Regions from separate parts of the Homo sapiens genome. Here region 2 is linked to region 1. A link is a loop called in an ENCODE intact Hi-C map of the cell type or tissue named here. Cell type or tissue: PC-3. All regions are shown on one strand. Links, peaks and the distances in the headings refer to the core of each region. The heading gives the core; the rest is flanking DNA.

Region 1 (8,355 bases), core at 183-8,182:
TAATTAACATATAAATCACCTTACATAATTACCGTGTGTGTGTGTGTGTGTGTGTGTGTGTGTGTGTGTGATGAGAATACTGCAGATCTACCCTCTTAGCAAATTTTAAGTATACACTACATTATTAACTATAGTCACCAAGCTGTACATTAGATCTCATATTTTTTCTCTTCAGCTGAGTGACAGGGTAAAAAATAAATATTTGTTGGCCGCTTAATATAAAAATATATTTATTTTATCTCACATAATCCTCCAATAATATTATGTAAAATAAAATATTATTCTTATTCTAAATAATAGGCAAGCTCAGATCAGTAATATAATTTGCTCACAGTTACATAGTTAGCAGAGTCAAGATGGTCTTAACTTCAAAGCCCAAGCAATATTAACCTTGCCATTTTGACATGAAGAATGTAATAAAATAAATAGAATAAAAATGACTGTATAGGGAACCCTGTGTCAAGCATTATTATTTTTTTTTTTCTTTTTGGAGACAGGGTCTCAGTCTGTTGCCCAGGCAAGAGTGCAGTGGTATGATCACTGCTCATTGCAGCCTCGACCTCCTGGGCTCAGGTGACCCTCCCGCTTCAGCCTCCTGGGTAGCTGAGAATACAGGCTGCACCAGCAGACCAGGCTAATTTTTGTATTTTTTGTAGAGATAGGGCTTTGACATATTGCCCAGGCTGGTCTTGAACTCCTGGGCTCAAGCAATCCACCTGCCTTGACCTCCCAAAATGCAGGGATTACAGGTGTGAGCCACTGTGCCCAGCCTCAAGCACTATTTTAATTGTTTTAATGCTACATCTCTTTTACCCACCTTACAGATAATAAGCTATAGAGATCTTTGGATTTGCTCATGCACAGAACAAAGTAGTCAAGTCAGGATTGAACTGTAATCCTTTTTGATTGCAAAATTAGAAATGTGCCAATATTATATTGTACACTTATTTGTGAATTGGGGTAAGGTTTTGTTTTGTTTTTCACTCTACATAGTGTAGCTCTACTAAGTTCTAAATAAATTCCTAATTTTTTGATATGCTGCTGGAATATACAATGATTAATGAGAACTTAATGTGGAAAAATCTGGAAAAATATCAATACATGTTTACATGGAGGACAAAACTTTTCATAATCCTCAGTATTGGTAGTTACTGTGAATTAAATTATATTAAGAGACAATCCAATCTAAAAAAATAAATATCTGTACTTGAATGTATACTTACTGCAAATAACATATATAGAATTGATCTAGTAGCTTCAAATTGTTGTTCATCCATGTGTGAAGCATAAGTGAAGAATGCAACATTTATATTAAAACAATTGACTGCTTCTGAACATCTACAATAGGTCAAAAAATTGACATTTATTTTATACCAAGTAACAGAATAGCTGAAATAATTTTTAAATGCTCATCTGAAACTAAACATGTCATTTTAACACTGCAAGGCTCAATAATAATCATTAGGAAGTGGTTATTTGGGAAAAACAAACAATTGTCATTAGATTTCTAAGACTGTTATCCAAGTACTTCCATTAAGCCACATCTCTTGAGAGTCATACAAACCAAATAAACATTCCAACATAAATCTGGGGCAGAGAGCAAATGTTTCTGGAAAAGAAATATTGATTGTTTTTCTAATTTGCTTTGCACAAGCAGAAAAAAAAAACAACTCTCGTTTCTCTATGGATTAGTTGTCAAAGCGTATATATTCTCATTGCTTTACCTGCTAATACAAAATTAGAATATTCTAAATGGTACAATTAATGTTATTTATATATTTTCCCTTTCAAATTTACACTTAATAAAGTGACACATATGAAATATGCTCTAATTACTCCTGGATTTAACTCACATGTTTAGCAATATAATCTACTACTAAATTAAATTAAAAGCAATAATAAATATATCAAAATCAAACAAAATAAAATAAAATTAATGTAGAATATATTTAATTAATAAGTAACCAAAATGCACAAAAAGAATTAAAAGAATGTAAGAATATGGAAATTATGTATACAAAACATGAAATAAAATCAAGCTCATTTGTGGTCACTAATACAACATAATACATATTTGCTTTTAATGAGGATGTATTAAACAGTGCTATCTACCACTCTTTTACCACCCATGAGAATCTGCCTAAATTTGTAAGATAGATAACTAAAAGAAAGGGGCAATACATAACCATAGAATAAGAAATTGCTATTTGTTTTTAACTGTGGAGATTTTACTAGTGAAGATAAATGAATTTGTGACAGTATACTTAATTTACATTGCTGAATTTAATTAAAAATAAAGAAATTATGCTTCCGGTAATCAATGTAAAGAAAAAATAAAACTAATTGAAGTTTCATTTTTACTTCCAGTTTTCTTTTGATTCGTAATAGCTTATATAAGAATACATAGTCCATATTAAAATACAATATTTTGTCATCTGATTTCACCATTTTATAAACTTGAATAATTCATGGGAATAGAAGAATATTGCCTCATTTAGGCTAGTGGCAAAGATTTAGTAGCTTTAGGTAGTTCTTGATTTAAATATCAAATTGCGATAATAGGAATTGTCGGAAGCATCAACAATTTTATCGGAAAATGTTTCAATGAGAAGGCATGAAGCATGAAGCTATAAAGTTATTTTAAAATAATTTTGATTAGTAAATATACAAAAATAAGATATATTGTGTATTTCGTCTATTTATATATATGTATGTATTTACTACGGTAGTTATATTGTTTTGCTGCTGTGAATTTCTGTTAAGTGATTATTTGAAACAGAACACCTATGAGATTTGGATATTATATTTTCCTTAAATTAAATTAACTGTATTATTATCTTTTTACATACTTAGTGTTTTTCTTTGCCTTCTGCATATTGAAAAATATCTTATTTTACGATCCTAAATAAATATTGTGGTTTTTTTCATATTACCATCCCTTTAATATTATTTTAGGAAATAAAGATGAAATATATTAAAACTTTACCAAATTAACCACTGATACAAAAAGCAAGTTGAATATTAAAATATGGATGATTATAATAATTTACTCTGAATTCATGTAACTTTAGAGAGATACATGTGATATTAACTAAACACTTAATTTTTATAGAAAACTTGAATAATATATGTATTTATTTAGGATTGCAATGAGAAATATAAAAATTATAAATTGTTTTTCCAGCAGGAGTATATCACTAAACAGCATTGTATAGTTAACATTAAAAAAAAAAAAACTTCCAAGAAAATATTTCTGTGGGCTTTGTGAGATCTTTCAAATTCCTGTAAACTTATATTATCTGTCAAACCTCATGTGTTGCAGAGTTTTACAATAGGATTTTAAGTGCTGATTGCAAGCCAATAAAAATGAGCAATGCTTGTGATGAGTTTATAAACATCTTAATAATTATTTGAATAATGAATAAAATATAAAATTAACTCTTCCGCATTTCCTGCAATAAACTTGACAATGTATACAGAAACTGAAGCAAGTATTACTATAAATTTAAAACTGATATTTTCACAATCCAAATCTAAAGTACCTTGTCTCATGCTAGTATAATTTTGCAATCTAAAAATATATGCTCTATGACTCATATATGAACACGTTATTGGACTTGTAAAAATGCTAGAAGGTAATATTTAGGGAAAATATTCTGTTTGCAAGTCAAAGCAACTAAATTGCCCTTCCCGTTGACCATTTTCAATGAATTATAACAAAGTAAGAGCAATGACAGCTCTACCAGCAGATGCCTTAAATAAATAAAAATAAAAATAAAAAAAATTAAGAAACCTCTAAATTCATTTTTTTCTAAACAATAAATATAATACTGAATTGGCTTCATCCTCTTAGAAAAATAAGGAAAGAAACAAAAGAAAGAAACTTATAATCTGTTAAGATTATATGTCTAAAAATGTAATAGCAACCAAAGTTAGTTCAATAGCTAAACCAATGGTTTAGAATGAACCATTTAAGCAGTTCTCTGATTTTTTTTTTTTACTTTAAGTTCTAGGGTACATGTGCACAACGTGCAGGTTTGTTACATATGTATACATGTGCCATGTTGGTGGGCTGCACCCCTTAACTCGTCATTTACATTAGGTATATCTCCTAATGCTCTCCCTCCCCCCTCCCCCCACCCCACGACAGGCCCCAGTGTGTGATGTTCCCCACCCTGTGTCCATCTGTTCTTATTGTTCAATTCCCACCTATGAGTGAAAACATGCGGTGTTTGGTTTTCTGTCCTTGTGATAGTTTGCTCAGAATGATGGTTTCCATCTTCATCCATGTCCCTGTAAAGGACATGAACTCATCCTTTTTTATGGCTGCATAGTATTCCATGGTGTATATGTGCCATATTTTCTTAATCCAGTCTATCATTGATGGACATTTGGGTTGGTTCCAAGTCTTTGCTATTGTGAATAGTGCCACAATAAACATACGTGTGCATTTGTCTTTATAGCAGTATGATTTGTAATCCTTTGGGTATATACCCAGTAATGGGATGCCTGGGTCAAATGGTATTTCTAGTTCTAGATCCCTGAGGAATCTCCACACTGTCTTCCACAGTGGTTGAACTAGTTTACAGTCCCACCAACAGTGTAAAAGTGTTCCTATTTCTCCACATCTTCTCCAGCACCTGTTGTTTCCTGACTTGTTAATGATCGCCATTCTAACTGGTGTGAGATGGTATCTCACAGGTCTCTGATTTTTAAAAAAGTATAACTTGAGGACATTTTTAAAAAAGAACATAGTGGCATTTGAATAAATATATTTTCTGGCGGCCATTTTCAGCATTTTAAAAGCATTCAGCTAGTATTGTTTTCAATGGTGTGTCTTAGTTTACTCATTAGCTCTTAAAATTAAAACAATAAATAAATCCCAAACTATCAAAATACTCCCTGAAGCTCAGTAGAAATCAACTGAAAAGTTTCATTTGGTCTGGAAAATAAAAGAAGTTTCTGATATCTTCATCCAAGTGTAAATGATCTATTTTATGGCATAACTTAAATTAAATCAAAATAGAGATAGAAATACAAGGATATGAATGCTACATTTTAGAAGACATGTTAAATCAAAATATTTGCTAATGTAACTGAAGTGGTCTTTTATCTTAAGAATTCTCACATCATGTCTTTTTTCTCTTAATTGTCAAATTTTTAAAATAATTTTTCACACATAGATTTTAGAGAATGTTGGGTAATAAAATTGAAAGTTTGAAAGATTGATACTTTAAGACCCTTAATTTTAAAAAGGTATAGTGACTTTAAAAATGTATAAAAATGGTTTTAAGATTTATCTAGTTTTTTTCTATTAAAAGATTTCCATACATCTTTAGAATATGAAATTAGAAGTTTTTTAGGGTACATTTTTGATTTTTTCCTATCTTAATTGTTTAGGAGCAAGAATGGGATTAAATAGTGCAAATTATATAGTTGGTAGATTTTGATCCATTAAGAAAAATGATGTGGTAACGATTAGAGCTGGATAAAAATGTAAGTTGCTACTTTATGATGTCATTTAGTTTTTCATTTTCAGAAAGAAAAGGTTTTGTCACCACTCAAGGCTATTAGTAAGGGATTCATGCCTAGGGCTTAATGACAGATAAATCATAACCCAGTTGTAAAACCATATGGGTTTTTTTGAGAGGCTGTAGAAAATCATGATTTTTGGAATTATACAGATCATAATATAAATCCCAGCCCTGCCACTGATCAGCAGTGAGATTTAACCTGTTGAAGCCTAATTTTATACCTGTAAATTTGGGATAAAAGTGATTTTCTATAGTACATCTATGACCATGAAATGAGATACTGTTTGAAAAGCATTTGGCACAGTTTTTGGTACATGGCAAATTCTCAATAAATTTCAGTTCTTACTATTATTGTTATTACTATTACTATTTTTACCATGAAAAATATTAAGTCTTAATAAACTAATAGTATGAAAAGAAAATGCCACTCTTTGGTAATCTAGACCACCTTTATGCAGAACATCTTTTTATGTAGTTTAACTCAAGGAGCTGGAAGAAAGTTAACACCTTCCCTACTGGAAATTACAATCAAAACATTAAATTGTTTATTCATTCCTTTGGGTTACTGGCTGTTGCAAACCTTTGTAAAAGATGAATTAAGCCATTATCAGATATCAATATTTTTTTCTCAGACAGGATTATCAGATTAGTTTCCTTTACCAAGCTGAGAGTAAAAAAAGAAATACAAGAGAAGTGGATTTAGAAGAAGACGTGGTGAGGGAGATCTTGTAGTGTCAGGAAGTATGGGCTGGGTCAGAGGCTCCCAGGGCAGAACTGCAGATATCAGTCTGTCCTTCCTTGAAGTTTACAGTATTCCAAAAGAAAAACAATAAGAACCACGGAACTGGTTCTCTGTAAAACTAAATTCACTCAGTACATCGTGAATTTATTTTCTTACTAATTTATGAGAATTAAAATTTCATTTCTTCTTTTCAAATTATGGACTTTAAAAAAATTTTATCATTTATTGAATCCTAAAATATTGGGCACTTTGGGAGAGGTAATAATTCAGCCCCTTTCAACTTTCAGATACTTGATGTGAAAAGGGGGAAATGCAAGATGCTAATATAATATTTCCTAGGTAACTTGACAAGAAACATTTCATTTCTCACAAAGCCAGCATTCATACATTCACTTACTTAAAAAAATATAACCAACATTTTAAGTGTTAGGAATTCAGCAGAAATAGAGACAACATCCTAGTGTCATTCCACTTGCTTTTTAATGGAAGAAGAGAGAAAAGCAAACAAGTATTACCATTCTTGACAGAAATAAATGCTAAGTGATATAAAACTGGGATATGAGTGATTGGGTAGACCATTTTATTCAGGAGTTAATAAATGCCCCAATAAATATAGTAAGGTATTTAAACTTAGATCTGAATGACATGAAGGAATTATTCACTGCTTCTTTGATGGACTACGTGGAAATGGGATGGGTTGCTGGGGTGACATGAGAGAGATTTCTTATGCATGTATGTGGGGTATCAGTACATCTAAAGAAGCAGTCTGAGATCACATCATGAAGAGCCTTATATTTCGTGCTAAATGTGTTAAATCTTTAGAATTTTATCCTAAAAGTAATGGGAAGAGATTATGAAATTATGCATGATTTGGTGTATAGAGGACATAGGAAGTCATCTAGGAGTCCCTTGTAATAAGTTCTTCCTTCATAGATATGATTATGGGCTTCAGTAGGAGTAGAAAGGAGTAGGTAGTTATCTGTGGTCTGTCAGAAAATGTGTTCTCACAGGAAACATTTTCCCTGAGTCTTGTAGAAGGGTAGTTAGGTGTTTGTCACATCTTAAGAAATAGAGCTTGGGTGATAGATGTTGAAATCCCAGGCAAAATGAGAAGAGTGGGAAAAAGCATAGACTTTAAAAACATGTCTTGATCACTAACACTTAATGACTGAGGTATAAGACCATAGAGGTAAAAGTCAGAGATAAAACTGGAAGTCTCACCTCTTGAGAGTGATAAAGAACAGCAGCCTAAAAACCATTAATAACAAACCTGGGATGATCCTAAATAATTAAACAGTGAAAGTTTGTGCCACTTAAAGATGTGCCGTTGGGATGGTTGGGTGAATACTGAGAAGGGATATATTTTACTTTACATATAATATGATAAATATAATACTATAATATAATTAAAACAACATCATACAACATAGTATAATATAGTCAGGACTTTTTTGTTCATGACTTAGATCTGGAAGCCAACTATACAGTAAGTTTAAGGTACAAAAAATATTCACCCTACAAAAAAAGACATAATATTTTAAGGAAAAGCCGTATACTTTATTTATGTGGTCTAGAATTGGGCTCAGTATGAAGAAGGCTGTTCCAACAATTGTGAAGAGTGAAGTGGGATGGCAGGTGCCAGCACCAACACTTCCAGAGAACTGGCTTGCATTTTGGACATTGCCAGACATCAGGGAGCAGTGATTTATCACCCAGCTCTGTGATGGCTGCTCCTTCAGGTGTAGACAGTACTGCTTAGTATTAATGTTTCAATAATGTGAGGCGTGTTGGAAAGAAATTTCAGGCTCAAAAGAAATAGTAACATTCATCTAGTTCTTTCAGGTATGAATTCAAACCTAATATGAAAAATGACAAAAAAATTCATAAAATAGATTATATATTTTATATTACCCAAAGAAAATTAAACCAAATAAATCTCTCCTCACAGAACCAATTTCTACTTTATAATTTGTTTATGTACTTCCAGCTTCTTTTTCCTTTGATTTCTCTGAGAGGTTTTCATCAAAATTATCTTCAATGAAAATTTAATATAAGGCCTTATTTTGCCTTGAGTTAAGT
Region 2 (8,355 bases), core at 328-8,327, 57 kb before region 1:
AGGATACAGGCATTGGGTAAATACAGTTGTTCCAAATGGGAGAAATTGGCCAAAATAAAGGGGCTACAGGCCTCATGCAAACCAAAATTCAAGGGCAGTCAAATATTTCTTTCTGTTTTTTTTTTTTTTTTTTTTTTTTTTTGAGACGAAGTGTCGCTCTGTCACCAGTCTGGAGTGCAGCGGCGTGATCTTGGCTCACTGCAACCTCCATCCCCAGGTTCAAGCGATTCTCCTGCCTCAGCCTCCCAAGTAGCTAGGACTACAGGTGCATGCCACCACGCCCAGATAATTTTTGTATTTTTAGTAGAGATGGGGTTTCACCATGTTGGCCAGGATGGTCTCGATCTCTTGACCTCAGGTGATCTGCCCACCTTGGCCTCCCAAAGTGCTGGGATTACAGGCGTGAGCCACTGTGCCTGGCCAAGGGCAGTCAAATCTTCAAGCTCCAAAATGATCTCCTTTGACTTCATGCCTCATGTCCAGGTCACGCTGATGCAGGGGATGGGCTCCCACTGCCTTGGGCAGCTCTACCTCTATGGCTTTGCAGAGTATAACCCCTCTCCTGGCTGCTTCATGAGCTGGCATTGAATGTCTGTAGCTTTTCAAGAAACCCAATGCAGGCTGTCAGTGGATCTACCATTCTGAGGTCTAAAGGATGGTGGTCCTCTTCTCACAGCTCCAGGAGGTGGTGCCCCAGTAGGCACTCTGTGTGGGGGTTCTGACCCCACATTTCTCTTTTGCACTGCCCTGGCAGAGATTCTCCATGAGGGCTTTGCCCCTGCAGCAAACTTCTGCCTGGCCATTCAGGCATTTCCATAAATCTGAAATCAAGCCAAAGGCTCCCAAACCCCAATTCATGACTTCTGTACACTCACAGCTCAAAATCCCATGGAAACTTCTAAGGCTTGGGGCTTATACCTTCTGAAGCCATGGCCCAAGCTCTATGTCTGCCCCTTTCAGCCCTGGCTGGAGCAGCTAGGATGCAGGGCACCAAGTCCCTAGACTGCACACAGCACGGGGACCCTGGGCCCGGCCCATGAAACCATATTTTTCCTCCTAAACCCCTGGGCCTGTGAAGGGAGGGGCTGCCATTGAAGTCTCTGACATGCCCTGGAGACATTTTCCCATTGTCTTTATGATTAACATCCTCGTTACTTATGCAAATTTCTGCAGTCAGCTTGAATTTTTCCTCAAAAAATCTGATTTTCTTTTCTATTGCATTGTCAGGCTGCAAATTTTTTGAACTTTTATGCTCTGCTTCCCTTTTAAAACTGAATGCATTTAACAGCACCCAAGTCACCTCTTGAATGCTTTTCTGCTTAGAAATTTCTTCTGCCAGATACCCTAAATCATCTTTCTCTAGTTCAACATTCCACAAATCTCTAGTGCAGGGGCACAATGCCACCAGTCTCTTTGCTAAAATATAACAGGAATCACCTTTGCTCTAGTTCCCAACAAGTTCCTCATCTCCATCTGAGACCACTTCAGCCTGGATTTCATTGTCTGTATCTTTATCAGCATTTTGGTCAATGCCATTCAACAAGTCTCTCAGGAGTTCCAAATGTTCCCACATTTTCTTGTATTCTTCTGAGCCCTCCAAACTGTTCCAACCTCTGCCTATTACCCAGTTCCAAAGTCGCTTCCACATTTTCGGGATAAAGACATACCCAAGATTGGGCAATTTACAAAAGAAGGAGATTTAATGGAGTTACAGTTCCACATGGCTGGGGAGGCCTCACAACCATGGCAGAAGGTGAAAGGCATGTCTCACATGGTGGTAGACAAGAGAAAATGGCTTGTGCAGGGAGACTCCCATTTTTAAACCTATCAGATCTCATGAGACTTATTCACTATTACGAGAACAGCACAGGAAAGACCTGCCCCCGTGACTCAATTACCTCCCACCAGGTCCCTCCCACAACACATGGGAATTCAAGATGAGATTTGGGTGGGGACACAGCCAAACCATATCAGATGCCTAATTGATAAGGAATGGATTTATGAACAATTTTATGTGTCAGTTTGATTGGATTAACGAATACCTAAAAACTTGGTAAAGCATTTTTGTGTGTGTGTCTGTGAAGATATTTCCAGAGACTAGTGTGTGAGTCTGAAGGTATTAGGTGGGAAAGATCTGCCCTCACTGTTGGCAGGCACAGTCTCTACAGAAGGTGAATTGGTCTGTTTCTGAGAGTTGAGATAGATTTTTCCTCTGCTTCCTTGGACTTCAGAACCCCAGGCTCACAGGCCTTTGGACTCTAGGACTTGCACCAGAGACCTCCCCGGGTCGTAAGGCTTTCAGACTCAAACTGAAAGTTACACCATCAGCTTCTCAGATTCTAAATGTGAAAACATTGGAACTTTCACAATAAATGAAGATATGTCTTTTTTCTCTAAATCTGAATTTGTGATCTTGAGATCCCAGCTCTTTTGGTGACTGCATATACTGCAGTAACCCCTTTTGGTTTTTTTAATCTATCCTGTCAAAAATCTCAAGTTGACAGCCACGTGACAAATGAACACCATTATAAAGCTGGGTACACATGATTCCAACTATAGTGGTATGCTTTTTTATATTTCACTTTTTGAGCTTTCTCTTAATGAATACTGTTCACCTGCTCATAACTGTTGTACCTGTTAAACTGTCAGTTTCTATGTCTGGGTGTTTATGCTTGCAAAAACATGTATGCTATTCTTGCCTATTTTATTGTATAAATTGGCCTATGAAGTGTTTTCTCATATTTTCATATACTTCTCAAAGAAATTCCCTTTCAAAAGAGGAAATAAATGTCTTTTAAGAACATTTAAAATTATTTTTTCCTGAATTATATTTTCAAGATTTTAGACGTTAGGCATTTTGATCTTTTGGGATTTCAACATTTGGGATTATGGGCTTGGGATTGTTAGCCAATCTCCTTGTTAAAGCATCTTCAAAAACTGCATATTTTTGAATAAAATGTAGGTTTTATGGATTATGTCTCTCTGGATTGTGATTGGCTTCCTCCTTATTGTGTTCTCATGAAGACTAAATGAAATGATACACACAAAGGGCTTAGTAGGTATGTTGTGTAATGTTGAATTTTGATCTAATCATGATTTTTCACGTATTCATTCTTTTAGGCATGGAAGAGACAGCACTGATTATGACAGAAACAATCTATGTCCTTGTCTGGTTTACTTTCTACCAAACGAAGTCATCATAATCATTAATTTATTCCAGCATTAATTTTTTTTTTATTTCTGGCATACAAGCAATGTTATAATGTATGGCATGGTCACAGTCAATATTTAACACCACGAAGTGGCAAATTCAGTTTTTTCTGTTAAGGATTATTAAGAGAATAAGTCTATTTAACCAAAAGAAAGAGAAGCTGGATAAAACAGCCTTTCAGAAATTTGGTGAATTTTTTTCAATTTTTTAATGTTATTTTTAATGTCAGTGTGAAGCCTTTTGTAGTGGCTCTGATTCTTAGCATTTCTTTTCACTCTGTAGAAAGAATGTGTATTGTGATGTAGATCAAGTATTATTAAGCAGAACCAATTTAAACGTATTCAGTGTTACAGCACATTAGTCAATGTTATCATAAAAAAATGACTCATATAAGAAATAATTGTACTAGTCCTACTCATTTCTAGTCTTTGGCCCAGAAAATAATACCTAGGATATCGCCACACTTAAAATTCATAGAGTGAAAGGTTAGAATAATGCTTGGCTTTATTAGCCTCTCCTATACAACACCCACTTATGAATCCCCACAAATTTTTCTATGCTGTGAATCACTTATTTGATTATGAGTTTACTTTGAGATGTTAGATGAATACCTTTAACAAGAACACTTATTCTAACTCAGGATAAAACAAAATTTTGGATTGAAGAATGACAAAATAGGAAAAAGATAAAAGAGCAGATATAAGATTATTGAAATTTGTAATAGAAACGAGCAAGCCTTAGATTATGACTGAAAGTATAATTTTAATTAATTGTTATCTATATTAAACTTTTTCTAAAAAAAGTATTGTTTTATATAGAATGTAATTAGAATACTAAGAGTAAACAGTTTTTTTCCTTTGCTCATTCACTGGTCAAATATTTATCTAATGCTGTGTGCCATGTACCGTTCTAAGCAGTAGATATATAATCATGAATCAGTCAGACACATTCCCTGCTCCCAAATAACCTTTGCCAGAAAGAGGTGGCAACAGTGTTTAGTGCAAATAATATAAACTTTACTGCATGATGCTATTTTCAGAGACAAACCTGTTCAACTATCAAGGCAGAAGTTGGAATAAATATTCATAGGCTCTATTATATAAAATGCCTAATTTCAATTTTTAGCCAATATATTCAACAGCAGCAAAACGATGATTAAAATAATAAAGAAGCATTTTCGTCCACATGGGAGAGAGGACAACTATGACTATATTTTAGTCAAGTAATGGTGATAGCTTGTATTTATGCAACACTCTCAACTAGGCATTGTTCTAAACATTTTACATGTATTTATTCATGTAACTTTTCCACAAATTTATAAGGTAAATATGAGTATTACCAATATTTTAAAAATAAATAAGCTGAGAACCTTAAGGTTATACTACTTGCCTAAGATATTGTTCAATTGTATTTTTAATGGACAAATAATTATTGTATATATTTATGGAATACAATATGATGTTTAGATATACATTTTTGGCAAAAGATAGAGTTCAGATTCAAATCAAGCAGGTTGATTCTAAGAGCTCCAATATTGGTTCTAAATCTATATAGCCACCAGGCAAAAGATAGCAGAACTCCTTCTGGCCTCACTGTAACTTTTGTAAACTTCTCTAGTCTGGATCCTTAGATACTTCCTGGGACTTCATTTTAAGACTGTTACCTTGCAACTTCGTCAGCCAACATGACTTCAAGTTCCAAGTAATTGAAGATTATTTCTAGATTAGTATCGTGAGATTGATTTACTCATCTTCTTGCTAATCTTATACTTCACATTTTCTTCTAGGGAAAACCCTGTAAATAAATCATATTGAATTCGGATCTCTATAATTCAAACTTTCTGTAGGTCATTATTTCTGTGTCTTCCTCATTAACATTAAGAGAACTGCTTATCCCCAGTCCTTTAAGCTCATGATTCTTGGATAAAATAATGTTAAAATGAAGTCATCGTGTTTGCTCTTTTTTTCTTTCCTCCACCAAATCTAAAACTCACGGATATGAATTTACAAACTTTAAGTCATATTGCTTATATTGTTCCACCTTATTATACAAGTCAAATGTCTAGAGATTCTTATGAATTAGCTAAGGAAAAACGAAAAATCACATCCTTATTTTTTGACTCCAAATTCAAGTCCCATGTAAATACCAACACACTGTGGTCATTCATATAACCAGATAACAGTAATAATTAATACTCCTTTAGTAGTTCCTCAAAAAAAATTAAAAATAGAATTGCCATATAGTCCAACAATTTCACTCTGGGTATATACCCCAAATCATTGAAAATGGGATCTTGAAGAGCCATTTGTACACCCATTTTCATAGCAACATTATTCACAATAGCTGAAAGGTGGAAGCAAGCAAAATATCTATTAACAGATGAGTGGATAAATGTGGTATATACACACAGTGGAATATCATTCAACTTTAAAAAGGAAGGAAATTCTGACACATAATACCACATGGTTGAATATTGATGAGATTATGCAATGTGAAATAAACCAGTCACAAAGGGGCAAATATTATATGATTCAACTTATATAAAGTATCTATATTAATCAAGTTCATAGAGACAGCAAGTAGAATGGTGGTTGCCAGGGACTTGGGGCCAGGGAAGGGGAGAATGGAGAGTTACTGTTCCATGAGTATAGGATTTCAGTTTGGAAAGCTGAGAAAAGTTCTCAAGATGGGTAGTGATGATGCTTGCACAACAATGTGAGTGTAGTCATATCACTGAATTGCATACTTAAAAACTGTTAAGATGGCAAATTTTATGTTTTTATATTGTACAACATTAAAAATATGTAGAAAAGGAAAATATTAAATCATTATTGATCTTTGGTGAAAAAATCAAAGGGATGAAAAAGTCTAAGTATATTCTTAAGTGTGTCACTGTTAAAATTAAAACATCGTTAAGAGCGCAAGTCATTATTTAATAGTTCATTGTTGGGATTAAAGCATTGAACACAACATATATGCTGCTATTCTGTGTAATAGTAAATGCCCTGACAAATATGTTGGTTTTGAGTTAAAGACTACTTGCTATCACTGTTGATTACCATTTCATTTTAAAATAATAGGAAAAAAGCAGTAAGATTTTTGTGGTTAATAATGTAAATGCCAGCCGGGTGCAGTGGCTCACGCCTGTAATCCCAGCACTTTGGGATGCTGAGGTGGGCGGATAACCTGAGGTCGGGAGTTGGAGACCAGCCTGACCAAGATAGAGAAATCCTATCTCTACTAAAAATACAAAATTAGCCAGGCGTGGTGGCGAATGCCTGTAATCCCAGCTACTCAGAGTCTGAGGCAGGAGAATCGCTTAAACCTAGGAGGTGGAGGTTGCAGTGAGCGGAGATCGTGCCATTGCACTCTAGCCTGGGCAACAAGAGCGAAACTCCATGTCAAAAAAAAAAAAAAAAAGCAAATGCCTAACCACAGGAAATAATATTTTTGTTTCTTTTAACAAAAATAATTATATAATGAAATGTAGAAAAATATGAAAATGAAGGTTGAAGAGAAGAATAAAGTACATTAATTCCACTAGTGTCAACAACTTAAAGATGTATCTCTCCTTTCAATCTCAATCTCAACAGCTCTCTTTCTCTTTTTCTCCTCTCTCTCTCTCTCTCTCTCTCTGTCTCTCTCTCTCTCTCTCTCTCTCTGTCTCTCTCTCTCTGTCTCTCTCTCTCTGTCTCTCTCTCTCTTTCTTGCTCTTTGATGTAGGTACGTACATGGGGAGGGGAGTGTCATCACTTTACCCCTTAAGTCCTGCTTATTTATATTTTTCCTATTGAGTTAATGATGATTTTTGTTAAATACTTATGTTTTCTTATGGTTCTAAATTTATGTTTATTCCTCCTATTTTTGTCTTGTCATGTGACCTAATTTTTGTTTGTATTTACCATAAATAATAAAGCCTCTCCCATTTAGTCATTCACCAAATATTCATTGGGATTCTAATATATTGTTCTAGGCACAGGAAAATATAGCAATGTACAGAAATGTCTTTACATTCTGACTAAAAAATTGTATTTCATATATATATGTATATACACAATAATCTTTTTGTTTCATTTTTCAAATTTATTTATTTTTGGTTTTTTGAGACAGGGTCTCATTCTGTCACCCAGGCTGGAGTGCGGTGGTTGGATCTCAGCTCACTTACTGCAACCTTTGCCTCCAGGCTTTGAGCCTGCTGGGTAGCTGCTGGTACTACAGGCATGCACCACAACACCCGGCTCTTTTTTTTTTTTTTTTTTTTTGACATGTGTTATCTCCATGTCTCTCAGGCTGGCTTGAACTCCTGGACTCAAGCCATCTGCCCTCCTTGGCCTCCCAGACTGCTGGGATTATAGGCATGAGCCACCCTACAGCCTCATTTTTTCAATTTAACTATCCATTTGCAAATTTGAGTGTAATGTAGACAAATAATTATTTCCAAAACAATTATATAGTGCTCTCCAAACAATTTACCTTAACGTTCAATCTATTTGCAATGATTTAAATGCAAACATTATAATAGATGGTTATGATCATTGACTTTCCATATTTTCCATTAATCTATATTTATCTCTCCCACTTTAAAATATTATGCGTTGTATAGTCTCTCCATTTTTAAGTAGCATTGCTAGAGGTATATTTATTATTTTACTAGTGAAACACATTCCAAAGATTTTGATATTCATTGTTCTCATTGTTAGTGTTCTCATTGTTAATGACAATCTTGAGTTTCCTTTTGCTTCAGGGCTTATTTATTTATTGTTGTAAACTTCTTATTTTATGATTTAGTTTAACTTCTAAAAATTAATATTTGAAAGTAGAAAAATAAATAACTATATACAGGTATACAAATAATCTGGTTCTGTAAAGTACCTAAAATGATGTATCCTAGTTTGGAAGAATTTGTCAAATATTTATTTATGCTTATACAAATTCCTCTTTTTCCTTCTCTAAAAATTCCAAAACTTTAAGAAACAGATTGATTAGGTTAACTATAAAGAAAAAAAAATAAACCTTAGATGATTAAGACCAATTACAATAAACCTAATATTAGTAGACAGCATGTCTAACCATACCTTATTTTCTTTTCACATTTTTATATTTTTGAGATGATCTGAAAATGATTTTCCCTACAGTTCAGTAAC

What was found. Hi-C counts contacts between places; a loop is a spot of excess contacts. Peaks named below come from ENCODE experiments on the same cell type or tissue, not always from the same donor. Only the 100,000 strongest peaks of a DNase experiment are listed, where the experiment ranks them.
Region 2: a loop joins it to region 1, with 6 times the contacts of the local background. A loop is called at or near these places in 1 of 110 quality-filtered maps.

What each region holds. Positions count from the first base shown.
Region 1 is chr12:86,318,012-86,326,366 of GRCh38, reverse strand. It overlaps a transcript of MGAT4C not described here. Among named protein-coding and RNA genes, the nearest start is that of MGAT4C, 66 kb to the right of the region's middle. In PC-3, for the core only: no CTCF peak of the experiment used is centred there; no DNase peak of the experiment used is centred there.
Region 2 is chr12:86,375,337-86,383,691 of GRCh38, reverse strand. It overlaps a transcript of MGAT4C not described here. Among named protein-coding and RNA genes, the nearest start is that of MGAT4C, 120 kb to the right of the region's middle. In PC-3, for the core only: no CTCF peak of the experiment used is centred there; no DNase peak of the experiment used is centred there; H3K27ac peaks cover 383 bases.